Linked DNA regions of Mus musculus: regions 2 and 3 are each linked to region 1. A link is a loop called in an ENCODE intact Hi-C map of the cell type or tissue named here. Cell type or tissue: left cerebral cortex. All regions are shown on one strand.

The links. Hi-C counts contacts between places; a loop is a spot of excess contacts. Peaks named below come from ENCODE experiments on the same cell type or tissue, not always from the same donor. Only the 100,000 strongest peaks of a DNase experiment are listed, where the experiment ranks them.
Region 2: it touches region 1 in a loop (2.7-fold over the local background); 9 of 42 quality-filtered maps call a loop at or near these places.
Region 3: a loop joins it to region 1, with 5 times the contacts of the local background. A loop is called at or near these places in 20 of 42 quality-filtered maps.

What each region holds. Positions count from the first base shown.
Region 1 is chr1:74,202,595-74,210,594 of GRCm38, forward strand. Mir1928 (microRNA 1928) reads right to left here and starts at 4,026; the gene lies at 3,960-4,026. It overlaps Gm31691 (a long non-coding RNA gene), which reads right to left. Exons shown (of 3, transcript XR_373519.2): 3 at 5,886-6,664. In left cerebral cortex, a CTCF peak has its summit at 3,417 (motif pointing right); DNase peaks (open chromatin) are centred at 3,462 and 5,511.
Region 2 is chr1:74,382,933-74,390,932 of GRCm38, forward strand. Slc11a1 (solute carrier family 11 (proton-coupled divalent metal ion transporters), member 1) reads left to right here. Exons shown (of 15, transcript NM_013612.2): 10 at 506-595; 11 at 693-812; 12 at 1,092-1,241; 13 at 1,765-1,838; 14 at 2,209-2,362; 15 at 2,461-3,119. The coding sequence ends at 2,574. Among named protein-coding and RNA genes, the nearest start is that of Ctdsp1, 4.7 kb to the right of the region's middle. In left cerebral cortex, CTCF peaks have their summits at 3,845 (motif pointing left) and 7,807 (motif pointing left); DNase peaks (open chromatin) are centred at 4,118 and 7,798; H3K4me3 peaks cover 1,106 bases; H3K27ac peaks cover 2,820 bases.
Region 3 is chr1:74,274,449-74,282,448 of GRCm38, forward strand. Gpbar1 (G protein-coupled bile acid receptor 1) reads left to right here and starts at 4,152. Exons shown (of 1, transcript NM_174985.1): 1 at 4,152-5,141. The coding sequence starts at 4,152. The coding sequence ends at 5,141. It overlaps Aamp (angio-associated migratory protein), which reads right to left. Exons shown (of 11, transcript NM_146110.3): 4 at 7,963-8,000; 5 at 7,579-7,723; 6 at 7,288-7,371; 7 at 7,079-7,194; 8 at 6,881-6,984; 9 at 6,641-6,731; 10 at 6,335-6,489; 11 at 5,392-5,861. The coding sequence ends at 5,786. It overlaps Gm28364 (predicted gene 28364), which reads left to right and starts at 6,713. Exons shown (of 2, transcript NR_168296.1): 1 at 6,713-6,990; 2 at 7,363-8,000. In left cerebral cortex, no CTCF peak of the experiment used is centred here; no DNase peak of the experiment used is centred here.

The sequences.
Region 1 (8,000 bases):
AACTCAGGACCTCTGGAAGAGCAGTCAGTGCTCTTACCAGTTGAGCCATCTCTCCAGCTTCTCTTACTTTGTTTTTAAGACAGCTTCACTGGCCTCAGACTCCCGCTTCTCCTGCTTCAGCCTCCCAGTGCTGGAGAGCGCAGGCAGTAACTAACAGGCCTGGCTTAATGTTAACAATTTGTGACTGTTGATTTTGTATCCTGGAACTTGGCTGATTTGTTATTGTTGCTGCTGTTCTAATACTTTTTGGGGGGTCTTGGGGTCTTTGGAATTTTCTATATAAGAACACGTCAAAGACTAACAATTTAACTTGTTCCTTTGTTTTTTATAAAGACCGAGTCATTCTGTGGCCCAAGCTAGCTTCAAACTTGGTGCACGCCACTTCCCCAGCTTTCCATATGCTGGCATTGCAGGTGTGAGCCACCCTGCCTTGCTTAAATAATTGGTTTTTAAAGTTGTTACTCCCCACTCCCCCCCCAGACAGGGTTTCTCTGTGTAGCCCTGGCTGTCCTGGAACTCACTTTGTAGACCAGGCTGGCCTTGAACTCAGAAATCCGCCTGCCTCTGCCTCCCAAGTGCTGGGACTAAAGGCGTGCACCACCACGCCCGGTTTAGTTGTTACTTTTTTTAAAGATTTATTTGTTTTATATACGTGAGTACACTATCGCTATCTTCAGACACACCAGAAGATGATATCAGACCCAATTACAGATGGTTGTAAACCACCATGTGGTTGCTGGGAATTGAACTCGGGACCTCTGGAAGAGCAGCCAGTGCTCTTATCAGTTGCGCCATCTCTCCAGCCCAAGTTGTTCCTATTTTGAGCTCATTTTTCTCATCAAGAACAGGTTTTGAATTTTGTCCAAGGTTTCTATATAGATAATCATGTGACTTTTTCTCCTCAAAATAGATTAATAAATTAATTTTGTTGGTAATTCCCTAATGCTGAGTGCTGCTTGGGCTTTTAGAATAAATACCATTTCTTGAATAAAAAGAATGGGATATAGTGCTGGAGTTAAGAGCACTGACTGTTCTTCCTGAGTTCAAGTCCCAGCAACCACGTGGTGGCTCACAACCATCCGTCATGAGATCCGACGCCCTCTTCTGGTGCGTCTGAAGACAGCTAAAGTGTACTTAGATATAATAATAAATAAATCTTTTTTTAAAAAGAGGGGGATAGAAACTGAAGCCCTGAACTGGTATTGTCTTAGCCAGGGTGTCTATTGCTGTAATGAAACACCATGAGCAAAAGCAACTTGGGGAGGAAAGGGTTTATTTCAGCTCATACTTCTAGATCACAGTCCTTTACCAAGGCTAAGCCGGAGCAGGAACTCAAGCAGGGCAAGAACCAAAAGGCAGGAGCTGATGTGGAAGCAATGGAGGGATGTCGCTTATTGGCTTGCTCCCTTTGCTTGCTCAGCCTGCTTTCTTAGAGAACCCTGGAACCACCTGCCCAGGGGTGGTGGACTGGACCCTCCCTCCGACACTGGTGATAATTAGGAAAATTATCACTTGCCCATGGGCCAATCTGATGTGGATATTTTCTTAATTCAAGTTCTCTCTTCTGAGATGACTAGCTGTATCAAGTTGACATAGCACAAATGGCCTTCAAAGCTTTGCTTGGTCTCTCTCGCCCTCTGTTCCTTGCCTCTGCCTTCACCTGAGTGACCCAAACACTAGAAACTTCCTGTCTCCTAGTTCCTGGGAGTCTGAAGTCCAGATGTCAGCATGACTGTTTTTCCTCTTTAGGGCAGTGAGAAGTACTCTATCTAACCTGTTCCATACATTGCTCCGGATCATGTAGTTTGCTGGCAAAAGGTGGAGTTCCTTGGCCTGTAGAAGCACAATCCAGTATCTGTCCTTATGTGCCCATGCTCCCTCCACTGTGTCTCAGTTCGTGGGTTCCTAGGCCTGTATCCCATTTTGATAAGATCACCAGTTATTGAGATTTTGTCTTTTACTGTCTATTGTAATCCTAAGGGGGGGGGGGAGCAAGACCTGGAGTCTGCCTTAACCAATGCGATCTTGCCCTCCAAATTAATTTTGATTTGTAAATACAGATGCCAACTGCCAATAATTAGGCAGAAGAGACATAGGTGAGGTTCTCAGCTAGGGGAAGGGGAGGAGGAAGGAGAAGCAGCCATGGGTTAAGAGTTAGAGAGTGGCCCTGAGGACTGCCCAATTAGAGTTAAGAGGAGCCCAGATAAAACTTAGTAAATAAGTAATATTTTCCTGGTTTATCCATAGGAAAATAGATTCTAACAGCATGGAGGGTAGGCAGCTATTCAGCTCTTGTGTTGGTTAAGGCTTATTGTAAATATAAAAGCTGTGTGTGTGTCTTTCAATCCAGAACTAATTGGTTTAAGAGGGGGTTCTACTCCAGGCTGAGATTTAAATAATTACCGCAACAACCAACTGGGGCTCCCTTAATAGCCTCAGCTAAACTAACTACAATCTCAACAACTCTAATTCCAAATAAGGTCACATTCTGATGTCCTCAGGGTTACGTCTTGGAGACAGGAGGCAGGAACACAATTCCGGCCATCCATGAGCCATCTGCCGTAGCCTCTGGCTTTGCCCCTGGGTGTTGCTTCACTGTTTAGCCATTGGCTTGACTTCCTCTATCCGGAAAGCCTGCCTGCTTCAACCTGGAGTAAGGTCCTCCCTTGCCCCAAGCTTGCTGCTTGAGACCTCCTGCCTAGCAGTTCATAGCTCCCCAGGCCTTCCCAATGTCCACTCAGTAACACTCCCGCACACTTGACTTGTTCATCACGTAGTTTATTTCCGATTTCCACTTCTTGAGACTGTAAGCATGGGGAAAAGGTAGATTTTATTGTGTTTTGACCCCCATATCTCGTGCACTTTGGAGATAGCTTGGCAAGTGGTACAGAATTAAGCTCCAAGCCGGGCGTGGTGGCGCATGCCTTTAATCCCAGCACTCGGGAGGCAGAGGCAGGAGGAGTTCTGAGTTCGAGGCCAGCCTGGTCTACAGAGTGAGTTCCAGGACAGCCAGGGCTACACAGAGAAACCCTGTCTCGAAAAACAAACAAACAAAAAAAAAAACAGAATTAAGCTCCAAAAAAACATGGACTAGGAGACCCAGCCTGTGGGTAACCTGTAACCCCAGCACTTTGGAAATGGAGGATGGAGGATTATGATTTCAAGGTTATCCTGGATTACTTCAGACTTTCTCAAAAATGGAAAAGACGGAGACCTACCAGTGATTTTTTTTTCTTGCCCCAATCCTCTGGAAGGTCACACTACAGGGAAAGTTTAGGCCACTATTTATAGGAAATGACCTAGCAAGGTGAGGCGTTTCAGAAATGCCTGAAATCAAGCAGAAAATGGGGAAGGGGCAAAAAACAAAACAAAACAAAAAAACTACTGAAGACTGTAGTTTCAGAACTCCACCAGCAGAGGGCAACATTGTCTTCTAAGCAAATCAGCTAACTGCCATGATCTACTGAAACCGCTGTAACAGCCCCATTATCTGGAACCCAAGGCCACTATTTGACAAAGTCTTGGGCGTACGTACATTCCTTTTTCTCTGAGTTCTCCCACTCAAGTATTTAGCCATTAGCCCAATGTGAGTAATCTAACATCAGTTCCCATGTGCTCTAAGGAGGGGTGAGTGAAGTTATCATGGGATTCAAAACGCGAGTCTTGTGTGGGGTCGGCCCCTTCTTGCATCCCACAAACCTTTTCTCCAGAAGATTCTCAGCCTCTTGGGTTACCCTACTTTCCTTTTCATCGAGGCAGTTAAAAGCTGCACAGAAATCAAACTTCAGGACTAGGGACGCAGCTCCCTCTGTAGAGTGTTTGCAAGCAGGAAGCCCTGGGTTCCATCAGGGTACCTGTGTAGCTTTGAGACTGTTTGCCTGCAGTGGCGCAGGGGGTGCGGCGGGAGTGGAGGTCTCTGGTCTTTCCCCCTTATGATTTTTTTTTTCTTCTTTACAAGTTGGGGTTAGAGCTGGCAATGTAGCTCAGTGGTAGAGCACTTGCCTACAATGCGCAAAGCTCTATCCTCGAAACCCTCTCCTCCCCAAGAAAACTGAGGTCTTGAGGTACCTTCCAACCTACCCTGAATGCCTGAGTTTGGGCAGTGTTCCTGCCTCAGCCTCCGGAGCTGGGCTCTCAGCACCCACCGTCATGCCTAGCTTTTTTCTCCTAGTACAAAGCACACTGATCCTCCTGATAGGGCCGGCCCCTCCTTTGGTCACTAGCACACAATACCTGTCAATCATCTTGGAGGAAAGCCTTGTGTGCTTCCGGTTAAAGATGCTTCAGCGAGTGCTGGTGGGAGGATGTGGCAGCGCAAAGCATGATGGGCCAGACACTGCTCTTCCTTTCCCGTCTATTCCTCTTACTGGATGGTGCATCCTCCTTCAGGACAAGCTCTCCTCTTAGCTAATCCTCTCTGGGAACACTCTGCCGCCCAACCCTAGAGGCATTTACTGACCAATCAAGTGGAGTTAACAATCTCGATGAACCATCAGGAGGGCTGGCGATAGATTGCTTCCCTAGCATACACCGGGTTCAATCCTCAGCACCCCACGAATGCGACATGAGAATACAGACTATTCCCAATGTCTCAACCTTAAACAAAGCAAATGCCCCAAAAATGTCAGAAGCAATATGTGGGTAATAGTTGATAACCTGTTTGCAGCTTTATAAAAAAGGTTAGGGTGTTGTTTTTTTTTTTTAGATGTATTTACTTTATGTTCTGTTAATGGGTGTTTTATCAGCGTGTATGTTGGTGCAGCACACGCATCTCTGGTGCCTAACAAGGCCAGAAAGGGGCAGTAGTTACAGACTGTTAGGAGCTGCCATGCAGGTGCTGGGAATCTAACTCAGGCCCTCTGGAAGCAGTCAGTATTAACCACTAAACCATCTCTCCAGGCCCCTGTGTGCAGCTTTGGGTCAGTTAAAGTCAACAGAATAGCTTTTTCCCTTAGAAAATTCTGTTTAAAATTTCTGTGAAAAAGGATCTCTCATTCTTTGTGGGCTGTTCAACAAATATAAGACAATTGTCCTTTGTTAAGGACAGGTATTTGAGAGACTCCAGAAACACAACAGACATGCAACAGGGTAAGACAGACCAAGACAGGCCAAGCACACACAACAGAGAGGCTACAGTCAGGTGAAAGGCCACAAAACCCCTAAAGACGGAAGATACAGGGAGGGAAATGGGGAATTCAGGATATGGGCTCATTCATGGTCTAAACTATTCCAAGGGGTTGAAGAGATGGCTCAGTCCTTAAAGGCTAATTCATTCTGTGACAAACACCACATCCACTTGACTAGAACCACCTCCTTCTCTGTGGGCAGGGTTTTGTATTCTCATGAGGTTCCAGAGAGTTCTAATGAACATTTGTGTCTCTGATGCAAGCTTTCTTATTGCCTCTTACGGGCTCCCAACAATAACACGTTCTACCCTGTGCATCCCAACGAGCAAAGTCAGCATGCTGTATGACAGACTGACTGTCAAAGCAGTATCCTTGGTTGCAGTAAAAATAAACTGCACAAATGGCTGCCGGGGGTGGGGCTAGCGCCAGGGACGGAGCAGATGGGAGACAGGTGGAGAAAGGCTGTTCAGTAATAGCTGCCTTTTTCTTTCTTTGCCCCCCCCCCCCCCGGTCTCATTGTGTACTCCAGGCTGCCCTTTAATTCACGATCTTCCTGCATCCACCTCCCAAGTGCTGCAGACGTATGCTGCTGTGCCCTGGCTCTTTGGTAGCTTATAGTTCTCATTGTATATTTTAATCTTTAAAAAAAAAATGCTTGCCGCCGGGCAGTGGTGGCTCACACCTTTAATCCCAGCACTTGGGAGGCAGAGGCAGGCAGACTTCTGAGTTTGAGGCCATCCTAGTATACAGAGTAAGTTCCAGGACAGCCATGGCTATACAGAGAAACCCTGTCTCAACTGCCGCCACCACCCCCCAAAAAAAGCTTCCCTCGAATACACAAAACCTGGGGTTTGAGCCCCAGTACTGCATACAGTAGGTGTGGTCGTGTATACCAGTAATGCTAGCACTCGGGAGGTAGAGGAAGGAAAAATATTAGTCCAAGTTCGTCCTTGGCTACTTAGGGAGTGTAAGGCCAACCTGGGCTAGGTGAGAACCTGTTTTAAAGAGCGGAAAAAAATGATTCATTTAAATGTAGTGGTAGAATATCTGTGGTCCCAGTCTGAAACCTCGTTTAGGCTATGGCAGCCTCAATGTGTGTTTCTGGCTGTTCATCTTCACTTAAACCCAGAGAGCCTAAGATGTCTCCAGCCAGCACCCGGGTCATCACTTCCCGGCTCAGGGGCTCTGTCCTTCAGTCTTCACAACCTGGTTTGCTTGTTGTTTGTTTGTCTGGGGTGTTTTGTTAGGTTGATGTTGTTTGTTTTTTGGTTTGGTTTGTTGTTTTGAGACTCAATCTCAAAGTACGGCCAGCCAGTCCTTAAACTTTGATCCTCCTGCCTCCGGTCTCAAGAATGCTGAGAACTCAAGCAAGCACCACCTTACTGAGCTTGCTGACTCCTTCAAACTGCCCCCATCCAGTTCTACTCTGTCCTCCGGCTTTGCTCCCAAAGGTGCAGCTTAGCGCGTGTTTGCTCTGTAGTGCACGAGTGAGCGAACGCTGTTAGCTGAGTGTGGAAGAAGTTGGATGATGTTTGCACCTAGAACATAGAAAAAAATAAGAATGTCAAACTCCAAATTAAGACCAGAGAGAGAGCTCAGAGGTAAAGATGCCTGCCACAAAATCTGAGGATTTGCATCCGCCCCCAGGACGGAGTTCCGCTTCCCCTGGTCGAAGGAGAAAATCAACTGCCAGTGGTCGTTCTCTGACCTGCACAGATGTGTCTAGAAACAGGAATCAATACAAATTTAAAATCTCAAGTGTATTTTCTAAAAGTCCAAACTCAGGTGAGAGAGGCTTAGCTAGCAATAGGGTCTGTGCAGGCATGGAGACCTGCGCTCAGACCCCAGCGCCCGCGTCAAAAGCGGGTGTGACTTTTCAGTGCCTATACGCCAAGGCCGCTGAGGGCAGAGAGAAAGTGACTGAGCAGGACCCTGGGGTCCTTCTCTGCCGCGTCTACCTCACCTCACACATAGGCACAAAAATAGAGAAATACATATGTGTTTATTTCACTTCTTTAATAATTGTTTTGAAGCCAGGCAATGGTGGGCACACCTATAATTCCAATACTCAGGAGGCAGAGGCAGGTGGATCTTTGAGTTTAAGGCCAGCCTGGTCTACAGAATGAGTTACAGAAGAGCTAACAGATGGAGTCGAGAAACCAGATAGGCTCGTCTGTTCAGATTGTCCAGTTCTGGGCTTCCAGGCAAGGACCTCTCTGACATAACACATCGAGTACCACAAGAGTCAGCTGCTGAAGTTCCTTTTTGTTGTTGTGGTTGTTGTTGTTTAAGATTTTTATGAGCATTGGTGTTTTGCCAGCATTTATGTCTGCGTGAGAGTTTCAGGTTTCCTGGAACTGGAGTCACAGACAATTGTGAGCCACGGTGTGGGTGCTAGGAATTGAACCTGGGTCCTCTGGAAGAGCAGCCAGTGTTCTTAACCACTGAGCCATCTTTCCACCCCATTTGTTCTTTAAGACAGAGTCTTGGACTGGTGAGATGGCTCAGTGATTAAGAGCACCAACTGCTCTTCCGAAGGTCCTGAGTTCAAAAGCCAGCAACCACATGGTGGCTCACAACCATCTGTAATGAGATCTGACGCCCTCTTCTGGTGTGTCTGAAGACAGCTGCAGTGTGCTTAGATATAATAATAAATAAATCTTAAAAAAAAAAAAAAAAGACAGAGTCTTATGTAGTTGGCTGCCTTCAAACTCACTAAGTAGGTAAGCACAGGCTTACACTGTGTGATCCTCTGCCTCCATAGAAGGAGCTCTTGAGTTGGGCTTTTTAGACTGAATAGAAGTTTTTTAGGTTGGCCTGGGGAAGGTCTACCATGCAATCTGGAAGAACAATAAACTCTAAAGTGCCATCAAA
Region 2 (8,000 bases), 180 kb after region 1:
AATGTGGTGCCAATGTGCCTACCTATCCCAGAGCCTGGAAGCCCAGTTCTCACCTGGAGCAGAATTGTAAATTCTAACAACACATTCACAGCAAGAGAAATAAAACCAAGGTGGGCATGGTGGCTCATGACTTAAATCCTAGCACTCGGTAAGCAAAAGAAGAGAAGAAAAGAAAAACAAAACCCAAACCATTATTAGCAAAGTGTGTCTAGGCAGACATAACCTGCAGGATCTATAGGTTTTCTTTTTGTTGCTGTATTGTTATTTTGAGACCAGGGTTTCTCTGTATAGCCTGAGCTGTCCTGGAACTCGCTCTATAAACCAGGCTAGCCTTGAATTTACAGAGATCTGCCTACCTCTGCCTCCCAAGTGCTAGGATTCTTTAAGGCATGTGTGACAACCGCCACCCTGAGCAAACCCCGGTTGGGGCCTAGCTGGGGTCCTGATTTTCCAAAAGTGAGTTTGCGTTTTTCCCACGTCCTTCGTACTGACTCCCGGCCTGCAGTTCAACATCTGTGCCAACAGCAGCCTCCAGAACTATGCTAAGATCTTCCCCAGGGACAATAACACTGTGTCAGTGGATATTTATCAAGGAGTAAGTACCACTCAAGCCCAATGTTTGGCCACGCCTTGTCCGAGGGTAAGGCGTCTATTGGGTGGGGCCTCTGTCTGATCACGCCTCCTCCTTTTAGGGTGTGATCCTAGGCTGTCTCTTTGGCCCTGCGGCCCTCTACATCTGGGCAGTAGGTCTCCTGGCAGCGGGGCAGAGTTCTACTATGACCGGCACCTATGCAGGACAGTTCGTGATGGAGGTGGGTATCGAGGGCCCAAAGATAGCAGACACACTGCTAGAGGCTTGGACGCTGGGTCTTTCTGAGTTGCAGAAGGGTAAGATGACAATCAGAATCCCCCAAAGGCGTTCCATATTCAGCAAACCAGTTATGGGAATCCTCCCTCTCCCACTCGTCCTTTCTCCCACCAACAGGAGTCAGATCTAACCCCCATTTCCAAGACAAACAAATGCATGGGGGAGGGGTTGTCTGAGACAACGGAGGCCAAGTAGCCCCACCAGGATGCTTGGTCCCACCCAGGGTTTCCTTAAGCTGCGGTGGTCCCGCTTCGCTCGGGTCCTTCTCACGCGCTCTTGCGCCATCCTGCCCACTGTGTTGGTGGCTGTCTTCCGAGACCTGAAGGACCTGTCCGGCCTCAACGATCTACTCAATGTTCTGCAGAGTCTACTGGTGAGCCCCATGGTCTAGGAACATAGCAGCTCCCTCCCTACCCTCCAACAGTCCTATGGGGTTTGCCCTAAACACTCACAGGATTCTACAGCCACACTAAAAAACAAGAGGCCCCACTGTCCCCATTCCACAGATAGAAAAATCAGTGCATTGGGTTGGTTGACTGGAGGCTGAGCTGACATTCAAATAACAGCAGTCTGAGAGCCCTGCACACTTTTGAGACACAGAATACTGCTCAGGGCTCTTTTGGGTGGGGTGGGGTGGGGGGGTTCAAGACAGAGTTTCTCTGTGTAGCCCTGGCTGTCCTGGAACTCACTCTGTAGACCAGGCTGGCCTTGAACTCAGAAATCCACCTGCCTCTGCCTCAAGTGCTGGGATTAAAGTCCACCACTGCCCGGCTGCTCAGGGCTCTTAGGGAACGTCCCCAAAGGCTCCCAGCCAGAGGAGAGGCAGAACTCCCCACTCCCACACCCTGCTGTGCCAAGGCAGGGTCTCTCAGCCTCAGTCTCCACCCTGCCCACAGCTGCCCTTCGCTGTACTGCCCATTTTGACTTTCACCAGCATGCCAGCTGTCATGCAGGAGTTTGCCAACGGCCGGTGAGTACGCCCTTCCCCGACCACCACGGTCCAGCTTTCTCTACTCTCAGCCACTCAGAGGCAACAACTGTTATCTCCACCTTCCCATGAAACCAAGGCCCCAAGACCATAAAGAACTTGCCTAGTGTCACACAGCTACTAAGTATGGGAACCAGGGTTTGGTGGGGCAGTTTCTAGAACCCCGGGCTTAACCTCACCACACCCCTTGCCAAGTCAGTGATGGAGCCTGAAGTGCCTCCAAGTGGCTAACTGGGTCTATCTGCTCTAGAGCATTCAGGCAGTCCTGAGGATAGGGGTGTCCTGAGGTGGGGAGACCATCCAGGAGGCCCGGCTGTTTTCAGCCAGCCCTGAGCATCCATTTTTCCCCCAGGATGAGCAAAGCCATCACTTCGTGCATCATGGCGCTAGTCTGCGCCATCAACCTGTACTTTGTGATCAGCTACCTGCCCAGCCTCCCGCACCCTGCCTACTTTGGCCTTGTGGCTCTGTTCGCAATAGGTTACTTGGGCCTGACTGCTTATCTGGTACTGGGGTCAGCCACGGGGCAGGGAGGGCAGGAGAGGGAGACACAGGGGGCTTCTGAGGCGCTCTGGCCTCTCCTCAACTCATGGTCCTTCCCCAGGCCTGGACCTGTTGCATCGCCCACGGAGCCACCTTCCTGACCCACAGCTCCCACAAGCACTTCTTATATGGGCTCCCTAACGAGGAGCAGGGAGGCGTGCAGGGTTCCGGGTGACCGCGGCATCCAGCAAGCAAAGAGGCAACAGGGCAGACACAGCAGAGCAATTGGAGGTCCCCTACTGGCTTTCTGGATTACCGGTTTCCAGTTTGGACAAGTGCTTTACCTCGGAATAATGACACCATTCTTATCACCACAACCTAAGAGACTTAAAAAACACAGTGCCTGGGGCGAGAGATGGCTCAGGTGTGAAGAACACTAGCCACCACCCTTTCAGAAGATGGGGATTCAATTCCCAGCATCAACGTGGTGGCTTTCAACTGAAGGTGACTCCAGTTCCCAGAACACCTCAAACAGAACTGCCACAACTCCATTGTCTCACTCCAGCTCGTGGAAGATGAAGGGAGGAGTCCTAAAGAGTTCTAGGTCGGGTCTCTGGAGAGACGGCTCAGCTGTTAAGAGCACCGGACTGCTCTTCCAGAGGTCCTGAGTTCAATTCCCAGCAACCACATGGTGGCTCACAACCATCCATAATGGGATCCCTCTTCTGGTGTGTCTGAAGACAACAACAGTGTCCTCACATATATAAAATAAATAAATCTTAAAAAAAAAATCTTAAAGAGTTCTAGGTTATCCTCCTAAAAAGTGAGTCCAAGCTGGGCAGTGATGGTGCACGCCTTTAATCCCAGCACTTGGGAGGCAGAGGCAGGTGGATTTCTGAGTTCAAGGCCAGCCTGGTCTACAAAGTGAGTTCCAGAACAGCCAGGGCTACACAGAGAAACCCTGTCTCTAAAAAACCCAGTTAATCAATCAATAATAAAATAAACTGAGTTCGAGTCCAACCTGGGCTACCTGAGAGCCTGTCTCAAGAAGGAAGTAAAAAGAAGGAAGGAAAGTGGAGGAGGAGGAGGAGGAGGAGGAGGACGAGGACGAGGAGGACGAGGAGGAGGAGGAGGAGGAGGAGGAGGAGGAGGAGGAGGACCTGACAAACTTGGGGGGAGGAAGAGTCGGACTGGAAGAAACTTAAAAAAATAGAAATCGTCCGATGAACCAAAGGGTAGCTCCCCTCTGTTCCAAAGCGCTAGAAAATCTAAACGCCAAAACCCGAACCCTCCAAATGACTGTACGGAAACCTATTTTCCAGAGAGTAAAACCTAGAAAGTGCTCCTTCTCTGTCAGGAGCCAGACCATAAAGAACCCAAAAGTCTGTGCCTCAAGGCCCAATTCATTTGCCATCTCCCCAGGGAACTGGGCTGACCTGACTCCCACGCTGCGCTATTAGGGTTCCCTGTACTTCACTCTCAGCTCCCCCTAGGGGCAGGGACTCTCCCGGGCGCCCACACTCCGGCCTAGGCCCTGTCCTCCTTCAAGGGCAAGCGGGACACAGGTGAGAGGAGGGTGCTTTCTCCCAGGGCCGCAGAAGCCACCTCCGCGCCCGGGTAGGGAGTAGCGGTGTGGGCGGGGAACCCCCTCCTCCGCAGTCAGCGTCCCGGAACCCTTCGCCCTGTGTAGACCTAGCACATTGCAGACGCTCCCTAGGCAGTTTCTAGGCTCCCCTAAGTCCCTCCTCCTGACTCCTCCGGTTCCTTGCACTGTAGCCTAGAACAGCCCAGAGCCGCACGGGGGAAGGGGTGACCGGGGAGCCTTTTCCCAGGGTAGAGCCTGGGGGAGGTTCTCTGTCTGAAAGCAGCTCCTATTACCCGGAACCCAGCTGGGAAGGCTGTGGACTGGCCGCTCAGAGTGGGGCGCTTGTTTATGAAAAGAATTTCCTCTTTCTTAAAAGGGCAATGAAAAGAGTGGGCCCAAAAGGAGTGGCTAAGGGAGAGGTCTGGGTGCCTGAGCAAGAAAGAGTACCTCCCCTCGCCTTGGTGCCTGCTGCTGGAGAAGATGGGATCCGAGATAATAAAGGGGTAGGGGGCTGGCAAAGAAAGCATCTCCAGATTCCCCTCTAATTTCTCCCGTGTCCCCCAACTTGGTGGACATTCAAGCGATTCACTTGGCACTAATTGGGTGCTTTATTTATTTTTCATTTATTTTTTAATTTTTTCTGTGATAAGCCCTGGGTTAGAAGTGGAAGAGAGGTAAAAGTCCCGAATTAAAGAGGATGTCAGCTGTCTGTCCAGGAGCTCTCAGGGCAAGGGGGTGGGAGGGCAAAATGAACTGGCAGGATGACACTGCGAGTTTAAGAAGACCACTGGGCCGAGCGTGGTGGCGCACGCCTTTATTCCCAGCACCCAGGAGGCAGAGACAGGCGGATTTCTGAGTTCGAGGCCAGCCTGGACTACAGAGTGAGTTCCAGGACAGCCAGGGCTGTACAGAGAAACCCTGTCTCGAGCCCCCCGGCCCCTAAAAAAAGAGGAAGACCACTGAGCACAGGATTGTGAACGTTAAATAAGAAAGGGCTGTCAGTGAGTGTGTCCACAATTCTTGGTTCTCAGATGCTGTGGAATGGGGCTGGGGGACCCAGAAGGAGGGAGAAGCTGATCGTATGACTAGTTGTGTTTAGGACTTAGAATTGAGCGCTGAGAAGGTAAGTTTGGCCCAGAACACTTACTGAACACTCACCTCCATAGGACTGAACTTCCCAGCTCCTCTGGCACAAGCTAACATGGCAGCTAACAACAGCCTGGAACCCCAGCTCAGGGGACAGGACACTCTTCAAGCTTCCAAAGGCACCCCAACACTCACTGCATACACTAACACATATACGTAAAAATAAATCTTAGCGACATTGTAGCACACTCCTTAATATCAGCGCTCTGGAGACAGAAGCAGGTGGATCTCTGTGCACTGGAGGCAAGCCAGCTCCGGCTAAGTAGTAGTTTCAGTCCAGCAAAGGCTACATAATGAGGCTTGCTCAAAATTAATAATAAATACAACAACAACAGCAATAATAAATCTTAGGGTCAGCAAGATGGCTCAGTATGTCAGGATACCAGTCACCATTCCCAAAGACCAGAGTTCTGTCCTTGGGACACACATGGGTGGATTCTCTAGCTCCACACATGTTTTGTGACACATGCTCACACACACAAAAATAATGATTTAACCCACACCACACCACAGGGTTTCTCTGTGTAGCCCTGGCTGCCCTGGAACTCACTTTGTAGAAGAGACTGGCCTTGAACTCAGACATCTGCCAGCCTCTGCCTCTGCCTCTGGAGTGTTGGAATTCAGCCAACCTGTCTGACTTACCAAGGCCCAAGATCAGGGATAAGGTTGGCCATTTCCAGCCAGGGGCCGGCACTTAGTGCTCCTCCATCCCCGTGGCGGCCCTAAAGACCTCAGCCCCAAAACTCAAATTGAATTTAAGGAAAGAGGCCTACCTTAGGGTTTCACCAGTCAGTCCTCGCATACCTGCTTCCGGGGAGCCAGCTGAGGGCGTCCTACCAGACCTCCCGTCCAGTCCATCCACAAGCAGGAAACTGAGGTGGTGAAGGGAAGGACCCTTGTCTCAGGTGCCCCAGAGTATCCTGCTTAGTCCCGGATAGCAGTCCACACCATTGTTTTTCTTGGGGATGAGTATTAAAATAATAATCATCTTAGGGGCTGGAGAGATGGCTCAGCTGTTATGAGCACTGAATGCTCTCCCAGAGGTCCTGAGTTCAATTCCCAGCAACCACATGGTGGCTCACAACCGTCTGTAATGGGATTCCTTCTTCTGGTGTGTCTGGTATACTCATATACATAAAATAATAAATAATAATCATAATAGATTGTGTGGGTAAAGCCCACCACCAACTGCTGGGTGAGGGGAGACGGCAGCAGAGATGGAGCCATGCTCCCCTGCAAGGAAACAAACAAACAAACAAAAACAAACACTGCCCCCACCCTCCGGACTGGCAGTTTAATCCTCACAATATAGCACTAGAACAGGGCGAGGGCTACGGAGCTTCTGGCAGAAGGTGGGAACTCTAGGCTCTCTGGCTCCCGAAGAGACCCCCCAGCTAAGGCCTGAAGGGGGTGATAGGTCTTTGTTTGGGGTGGCTTCTGAGGACTGGTGTGAGCTTACAGGGCAGGTTCATGAGTGTCAAGGTGGGGGTGGGATGTTAAGGAACGATGGAAATCTGAGGCCGCCAGCTGCATGGCCCAGTCGCTGGACCCGGGCTCATTCAACTTCGGGTCATACATTTCCTTTTGGGAAGTGTGCAGGCCCAGGTAAGAAAGCGAAGGCACCCCTGGTGGGCTTGGCCAAGAAGAGGCGCTCGGAGAGAGTTGGAAGGGCCTGGGTTGAAGGCTTCACTTTCCCAAGCTGTCCCCTCTTCTGTCATAAAGGCAAGAAGGGGATCGTTCCAAGGATCCCGAGTCAATTAAGAGCGCGCGCCCCTGGGCACCAACACATGGGAGGCAAAGACCTTGGGGTGTAAGGATGGCAGCGTTATGGCTCCCTAAGGGCAGAAGGGTCAGGGATCAGCGCCCCACACTCGCTGCTCGTGCGCACGCAGAGCAGGGGCCAAGCTCCCAGCCCGCTATCTGCTGGGAAGCCACAGGACGCCCACCCCACCACACCCGGCCACAGGGCCCAGGGGAGGAAGTGAGGCGTGCGTGTGAAGGCTGGGCATTCGTGTTTTTAAAATTAAGGCGAATGAAAGGAACTTTGTAAGACAGGAAAAATAAAAAATAAAAATAAACGAACCGCAGCCCTAGAGCGGCGCAACTGAGGGGCTTCCTGCGAGAAGGCTCTGTATGCAAACGCAGATTCAGGCTCTGGCTGGGGTGTGTCACTACAGATCCGGTGACACGTGTGTTTAAAATCTGAACGGTTGCGGTCTCAGGCGCCCAAGGGCGGGCGCTGGGCCCTCCCTCCGCGGGCGTCCCCTGAGCACTCGGGAGCACAGCCAGCCCTAGACGGGGCCCCTCTAATAATCACAGATAGGGGCGGTGGGGTGGGGGTGGAGGGCCTCTAAACAAGGTGGTATTTCTTCTAGTTCGATGGGATTTGGCTCTGCCAAGGACGAAGGGGCACGTTTCAAGCCGAGGGAACAGCACGTACAAGATACAAGGCGCCCTGAGCAGCAGAGGCTCGGCTTCTGCCAGGGTTTGGCAGGGGAAGAGGGCGAGATTTGCTACAGGACAGTCGGTAAAGGTAGGCGCCGAAGTGGACTTTTCAATCCTGGGATGTTCTCGAGACTGCAGGGAATGCTGATAGTTACAGTTGGATCACGAACATAATTTAGGACTGGAGAGGTTCATCAGCCGTTAAGAGAAGTCCCTGCTCATGCAGGCCACCTGAATGAGTTCAGGTGCCAGCACTCAAGGCTAACCACTGCCTCCAACTTCTGCTCCAGGCGATGGCGCCCTCTTCTGGCCATTGAAGGCTCCGGCATTCATACACATACACAAAAATAAAATCAATCTATCTACAATTCCACAATTTGATGAGTTTGCATAACTGGGGCTAGCAAAGAATGCCTTTGGGGGGGGGGAACGGGATATTCACAACGTTAGACAAAAGACCCATTGTAGAGGCGGTGAGAAGGCTT
Region 3 (8,000 bases), 72 kb after region 1:
CTTCATAATTTACAGTTATGAAGTAGCAACGAAATATTGGGGGTGGGGGTGCCGTTCACCACAACATGAGAAACTGTATTAAAGGGTCGAAGCATCTGAATGGTTGAGAACCACTGACCTAGAAGGCATGTTGTCCAAATCAGCTTCAAGTGCATGCCAACTGGGTGTGGTAGATGCAAACCAAGGACCCCAGCACTTGGGAGGCTGAGGCAGGAAGGTCAGGCGTACAAGGTTAGCCGTCTCATTGGTGTGGGGCGTATTAAACAGTAGCTGGGAAAACAGTTCAGAGTACAGGAAATTTCATCTGCTTCCCTGGTCCAGAGTAACTGCTTTCAGACTTCATAAAGCACACACCCACCCAGTCCCTGATGCATCAGGAAAATCAAACATGAAAGTGTACCAGGGAGATGTGGGAGGCTTCTGGGACAGTCTGGATTGTCCAGCCCAGCACATGCTCTCCACCAGGAAAACATCAGGTCAGGGCCACAGGCAGCAGATGGAGTGTCTGAAAACTTGCACCAGAGGGCAAAAGAAACTGTCATGGCCGAGGGCTTGACAGTTACAGAGAGGAAGCAGATGAGCTGGTGATGGAGACGTTGAACTGAACACAGGAGAGAACCCAGACTCTTCAGCTCCCGCTGCCCGAGCTGTCCCCCCTCACACGCCATACCACACACAGTGTTTAGACAGACAGAGAAGAAACAGACATCCTGAATCTCTGGGGAAGGAAGCTGGGAACAGAAGACAAGCTTGTTTATTCCTGGCAGCCCCTATATCCAAGGGGTCTAGTACCATTTTAGACTAGCCCCAGGCTGAACTCTCCCAGAGCCTGACTCATGCCCCACTGCCACTGCGTGGGACTGAGACTGTGCCGGCCGGCCAGCCGTCATCCTGGAGGATGGATTTAAGACCGGCCTGCTTAGTCTCCCAGCAGAAGCCCCACCTCTCCAGGACCCTGGAATGTGCGATGTAGGGCAAAAGGTACCAGAGTCCTCAGACCTCCAGCCGTTCAGGCTGCATCTCTCCAAGGATGGTGAAGTCTTGCTCTGTGAGGAGGTTGGTCTCATCTCCATTCCAGCTTACTCACTGCAGCCCCAGCCTGGTTCAGTTCTTAGGAAGTTTGACTGGGCTCCCCTCCCTTCTCCCTAAAGCTGCATTTGATAAAGAGTAGAAATTGGACACAGAACTCTCGGCTTCCGCACTGTGAACGTGTCCTTCTCTCTGCACCTTGTTTCCTCAGTTCTTCTATAAAGCAAAAATGCCACCCCTTGGATGTCCTAGGCTCCCGATCTGCCTTGCAAGGCAGAGCACTTGTTTGAAGGGAACAGGTGCAGAGACCAGAAATCCTAACAATGTTCTCATTAACCTTAATCAAGTACTCAAGAGTATGGGCTCATCTGGTTCATGTTACCTGCTTTGCTGGAGGGGGACTCTTCTTTGGTTGCTTTGAAACAAGGTCTGACTATGTTTCTGAAGCTGGCTGCAACTTGCTGCCACCTACACGTCTGTCTCAACACGCAAGTGCTAGGACCACAAACCCAGGTTAGGTAAGTACAATTTTGAGCTCCACTCTGCAGATAAAGAAAGGGAGTTGAGAGAACTTAAACAGTTTTCCCAAATTCACACAGTTAAAGCAGTGGGACCAGCAGCCCTGTTACGCTCACTGTGGGGTACACCTCTGAACCCCATGGAGGTGGAAGAGCCAGCCATTTGTTGACTTGACCTCCCCTTGGTACTGTCAAGCATTGTGGTATCCACAGGTCCCTATGCGGACATCCCCCACCACAACTGCAACAGGTGACTTTTCCTTCTGGGAAGGTTTGGCAGTATTGAAGCAGTCTCCCCCGTAACCCAGGCCAGCCTCCGATTTACACTGATCCCACTGCCTCAGCTCCGAAATGTTAGAAATCACAGATTTGAACCTCTCTATCAGATCCTTTTATGCCTTATGCATCTCCCCGAAACTTGACTCAGAAACCATTCAGGACTGGGGGGTGTAGTTCCATTGATAAGAGTGCTAACCTAACATCCATGAACTCATGAGTTCTGTAACCTGCCTGTCATGTGGTGGAGTGTAGGAGAACCATCAGACTCTGTGACATATAACTTGGGAGGTGGAGGGAAAAGGATCAAGTTCAAGGTGACACTCCACTCCACAGGAGTTTGAGGCCAGCCTAGGCAATATGAGAGAGACCCTGTCTCACAAGAAAAGTTGAGAGATATGAGGATGACTGCAGACCCGGGAAGACAAGGCTGGATCAGGCGCCCAGCCCCACCTCCATCTTACATCGTGCATGATCCTTTGGTGTGTCAGCAGAAGTATCTGGCTGGTTACGGGCTGCTGCCTGGCACATTCAGAGATTAAGATACCTAAAAATGGCTCTGTTAGTGTGTGTGTGTGTGGGGGGGGAGTGTTGTGTACCAAACATTATTCATTAGCTGGAATGTGTTTCCCAGGTAATGTTCAGCAATGACAGCAAGAGGGTTCTCAGAGGTAAGGAAACACCACCCAGGTTTCATGATGTAGCCGACTGCTAGGGAAGGGTTCACTTACACAGGAGGGGGAGCCCTCCCAGTAAAAGCAGTCAGGATGTGCCACGTCCCACCCCCAGAGGCGGAGCCAAGACTGAGGTCCTTCAGCTTGGACTCCTCCATCCCTTCAGGAGTCCAGGCCAGGCCAGAGTCTGAGCAGGCAAGCCTGGTTCCTGCTGTCTCCACCATAGAAGGCAGCACCATGCGCTCACTGACCAGGACACCAGGCATGGCCCGAAGACCTGCAAGAGTGGCTGATGTGACTCTTTGATCCGCAGAGGAAGAGCTAGCAAGCACCACCTGCTCCTAACAGCCATGTGAGTAGCTACACATCACCCCTCCAGGTCTGACCCTGAGGTCGACACTGCACTGGCTCAAGCCATTCAGGAGACATGGTCCACACCCCACCAGGACATTACCCCTGGATAATCTCTACCTTTCTTGCTATTCTGAGGGAGGCTGGTGCGGGTCCGAAGGGTGGGTCTCTAGCTCAAGCCAGCTCTCAGTAGTTTAATAAAAGTGGGTGGCGAAGGGAGAAAGGGGAACAAACTAGGGTGCTACCGGAGACAGAAAGCTAGGTCTGAGTGGCAGGCTGTGGGGGAGCCTGAAGGAGGCGGCCAGTGGAGGGGAAAGCATCAGGAGTGCGGGTTGGGAGCACTGGGAGGGAAGAAGAGCATCTTGCAGCCTAAGGTAACCGTACAGCTGATGCTGGTCCTAGGACAGAGGCCAGAGGAGCAGAGGGCAGAATCCTTCTGTATTGACTTTGATCCTAGCAACAGCAGATGCTCCTGTTGACAGGATCCAGGACCCCTCCCACTGGCCCTGCAATGTGGCCTGGGGCTGAGACCAGGCAGTCAAGGAAAAGTAAGCTCAGTTTGGAGGCTTTTCCTTGTCACCTGGTTTCAGCTTGTATTTAGGGGGGTCTTTGTTTAGTACCCCCAATTCCTTACCAAGCATCTCCCCACCCTTCCCTCCGGTTCCCAGGAAGGGCCCTGTTGCTAGTGTGGAGCGGATGAGTCAAGTTTATGGGCTGGAAGTCCTACCCGGAGGCTGTTCACTGAAGTGTAACAGGCTCCACGTGGAGACAGGGTGGGGGTGCGGGAACAGAGCACTCTGTGACTTCCCAGACCTGGCCTTCGGGAGCCTCTCACCCAGTGGCTGGCCAGTTACTGTCCTCTCTTGGCACCCTGATGTGGGTAGGCAAAGATTGACAGATGCTTTGGGTAGGTTGCCTTCCAGTCTAGACAGGCATAAACATAGCTGCCCAGGGGCTGCAGGATGGCTGAGAGGCGAAGCTGCCTGTGGGAACTGTGGTTATCGCCTGAAGTGTAGCCTCTTCTAAGATAACACCAGAATTGATTTTCCAAGAAAACCCAAAAGCAAGACTTCCCTATGCAGTTGGTTTTTTTTAGTTGGTTTTTTTTTTTTTTTTTTTTAAGTTGGCAACTGAAAAAAATCTGTATCAGAAAAAAAAGGTATGGCTCAGAGTCTGAGTCCAAAGCCTCAGTGATAATGTGCTGTCCCCACCTGGGCAGTGACTGCAGGACCAACCTAACTCTGGCCACTCCTCCATCCAGGCATGCTTTCTGCAGCTCCGGACCCTCCATGTGCCAAGACCCATGATGACACCCAACAGCACTGAGCTGTCGGCCATTCCCATGGGGGTTCTGGGGCTTTCCTTGGCCCTGGCAAGCCTCATCGTCATCGCCAACCTGCTCCTGGCCCTAGGCATCGCCCTGGACCGCCACTTGCGCAGCCCACCTGCTGGCTGCTTCTTCCTAAGCCTACTACTAGCCGGGCTGCTCACAGGGCTGGCACTGCCCATGCTGCCTGGGCTATGGAGCCGGAACCATCAGGGCTACTGGTCCTGCCTCCTTCTCCACTTGACCCCCAACTTTTGTTTCCTTTCCCTGCTTGCCAATCTGCTGCTGGTGCATGGGGAACGCTACATGGCAGTGTTGCAGCCACTCCGGCCCCATGGAAGTGTGCGGCTAGCCCTGTTCCTCACCTGGGTCAGCTCCCTGTTCTTTGCCAGCCTGCCTGCTCTGGGCTGGAACCATTGGAGCCCTGATGCCAACTGCAGCTCCCAAGCTGTCTTCCCAGCCCCCTACCTCTACCTGGAAGTTTATGGCCTCCTGTTGCCTGCCGTGGGGGCCACTGCCCTTCTCTCTGTCCGCGTGTTGGCCACTGCCCACCGCCAGCTGTGTGAGATCCGCCGACTGGAGCGGGCAGTGTGCCGCGATGTACCCTCAACCCTGGCTAGGGCTCTCACCTGGAGGCAGGCTAGGGCACAGGCAGGAGCCACACTGCTCTTCTTGCTGTGTTGGGGGCCCTATGTGGCCACATTGCTCCTGTCAGTCTTGGCCTATGAGCGTCGCCCACCACTAGGGCCTGGAACTCTGTTATCGCTCATCTCATTGGGCAGCACCAGTGCTGCCGCTGTGCCTGTGGCCATGGGGCTGGGTGATCAGCGCTACACAGCCCCCTGGAGGACAGCTGCCCAAAGGTGTCTACGAGTGCTTCGAGGAAGAGCCAAGAGGGACAATCCAGGCCCCAGCACTGCCTACCACACCAGTAGCCAATGCAGCATTGACCTGGACTTGAATTAGGGAAGCAGCAGCTACTGCTGCCTCCCAGAACACTCTTCTATCTCACAGTGCCCCACTTCTTTGGATTGGAACCCTCACTCCATGAGACCTCACCCAGACCAAATAAATCTCTGGCCATCAGGGCAGATTATTCCTTCCATATCTCCAGAAGTGGGAGGGGCCAGTAGACTGCCCTAGAAGGACCCAGAGACACACTAAGCACCACAGGAAGACTCCACTCACCCACCCCCCACAAAATGCACACAGACACTGCCAATGGGAAGTATATTTTATTTACATTTTTAAAATCTGTAACTAGTCTCTCTTCCTCCTTTCCTTTCCCAGAGAGTTGGGAAGGGAAAGAACGGGAACCTCAAAGACCTAACCCCAACATACAAAGACGCACCCCATGGCTCACACCAGCGAATCAAAGTCAAAGAGACACGGCCTCCTACAAGGCCCCAGGGCTGGGCAGGGGAGGGAGGGCCTGGCAAGGCGGGTCTCCAGGGAGGAAAAGGACAAGGAGTAAGCAGGTCAGCTGAAGGGGTCAGAAAGCAGTCCAGTGGTCTCCCCTCCTCTTCCCTCTGCACCCCGCAACTCTGCTGGGGGCAGGGGCGTCCCTTTATCCCCCTTAACACCAGACACCATGCCAGAGGCTACAGCTGTTAACGGTCAGGTCTCTGGACACAAAATACTTTTGCTTTGTGGTCTCCTGATGTGGTCACCACCAGGGAAGCATCTCTGTAGACAGAACACAGGGGTCAAAGGACAGAGGAAGCTGAGGCCCAGTGCAAGCCCACTCCCAGGGGTCCTGATATAGTGGCTCCAGCATCGCCTCTACCATCAGCCCCTGCCTGAATCTGCACTTGCTTCTCAGACCCTTCTCCCAAAGCCAGGGAGCTGATTCAACTATGCCCATGCAAACTGCAGAAGAACCAGTGAAGGAAGCCCCTAACATAGGAGGACCACAGACCGAGCAGGACTGTTCATTCTCAGGGTCAGGCCCCACAATGGGTAGTTCACTGCCAATCGCTGGGATAGGGCTGGGTTCTAGGACTGTGACTGCACAGATGGACGGCCCAGCATGCCTTTATTACAGGACACAGTCAGGCACTGGGTCCCGTTTCCCTTAGGAATCGCCTCCCATTCCACAAAGGACCTGTGCTACCTCACACCAGACCCACTTTCTAGAGCTGCCAGCCCATAATGCTTACTTGCTGAGGGCAAAGTCCAGGATCTCAGCAGTGTGGCCCCGGTAGTCAGTAAGCAGGCGGCCAGTCCGGGCATCCCAGAGACGTACAACACCATCCAGGCTACAGGTGTACACCACAGCAGTGCCAGCCTCCCACAGCAGCTGAACAATGCCCGACTGTCCCGGAGTGTGACACAGTAACATAGTAGGGCAGAAGTCAGAAGGGAGAAGAGAGGACCCCAACCCACCCTGAGGAGCCACAGAGGACAGGCTGCCCCTTAGCCAGCACAACAGCCCCTAAGTAGGAATTAAGCCCCAGACATCACACCTGGTGCTGACATTGGTGCCGGAGTGTCTGCGTAGACAGGTCATAGATGGCCAAGGTTCCGTCCAGATAGCCAACAGCGGCCAGAGGCATGCTGGGAAGCAAGTGACACAAAGAAGGCTCTTGAGGTCCTAGATTCATATACCTTCCCTCCTCCTTGGTCTCAATTCCTAGATGCCTCCTCAAAGCCACCTCCTCCCTCAGTCTCTTGGGTCTCCAGGCCAAGGTTCTGCTCACACTCACACACTGCAGAAGCCCAAGGACTCCACGGAGTTAGACTCACTCTCCTCCCCCTCTCCCAGGCTGGGCTGGGAGGCGACTGTCTCAGGTCTGAACACACCCACCACCTACAGGTAAGAAAAGAGGCTCACAGACCTGGACAAAGAGGGAAAAGACAGGGGAGGTGCAGAAGGTCCAGACAAAGAAGCCCAGGCTACTTACCTTGCCAGTGGTGGCACTGACCAGCTTGGCCTGGCAGTCTACAGAGCCAGTCAGGATCAGACTGCCATCCTGGTTGGTGGCTACACAGGTCAGAGGGCCCTGATGACCCTCAGTCCCTAGAACAAGCAGGTGGACAGAGGTTTTGAGTCCTGTACCTGGCTCAGGCTCCTCCCTCAAAGCCAAGGAAAACACCCCGCCCCCTCTGATACCTTTTAGTACATGGATGGGGTTTCCTTGCTTGAGGTCCCAGATCCTGATGGTACCATCTTCATACCCTACCACAGCTCTCTTCCCTAAGGACCAAGGCACGGATAACCAGAGGACAGAGGACACTCAGACACGCCAAGGAAAGAATGAGCAGAAAGGATAGTGTAGGGGGTCCCCAAATTCCCCCTGGAGTCACAGGTAAGACCAAGTATAGGGCAGGAGACTGCAATGACTGAAGTAACCCCAAGTCACTGGATCCACCTGTACCCCCAGGAAGAGATAACTGCTCTCACCATCAGGGAGGACGCGGCCACAGGTTGCAGGGCAGTTGGGGCCCTGAAAGGTCTTACAGTCACCATTCGGGACCTTCCACATCCAAGTGTTGCCATCGGCTGTGCCCGCCAACAGGACAGGAGCCCGAGGGTGCCACTCCATCCACTGATCAGAGAGGGAGGATCAGCAGGCAGGGCCTACTACCCAGCCTACCTAAGTCCATGAGCCTCATCTAAGGTGTGACCTTCTAAGGTCAGCGAGAACTTTACAGGCGAAGAGATACATTGCTAGAGCTGGGCTGCTATGGCTCTAGGCAAACTTCTCCAGGCTAGATCTGGATCCGTCTGCCGCTATCCCTCTCACTTAAGGTCCCAAAGAGTGGAAGCTCACTCCAAGGATCTCACCTCCAGGTCTCCTGCTTCAAAGGACCAGACTTCTTCCT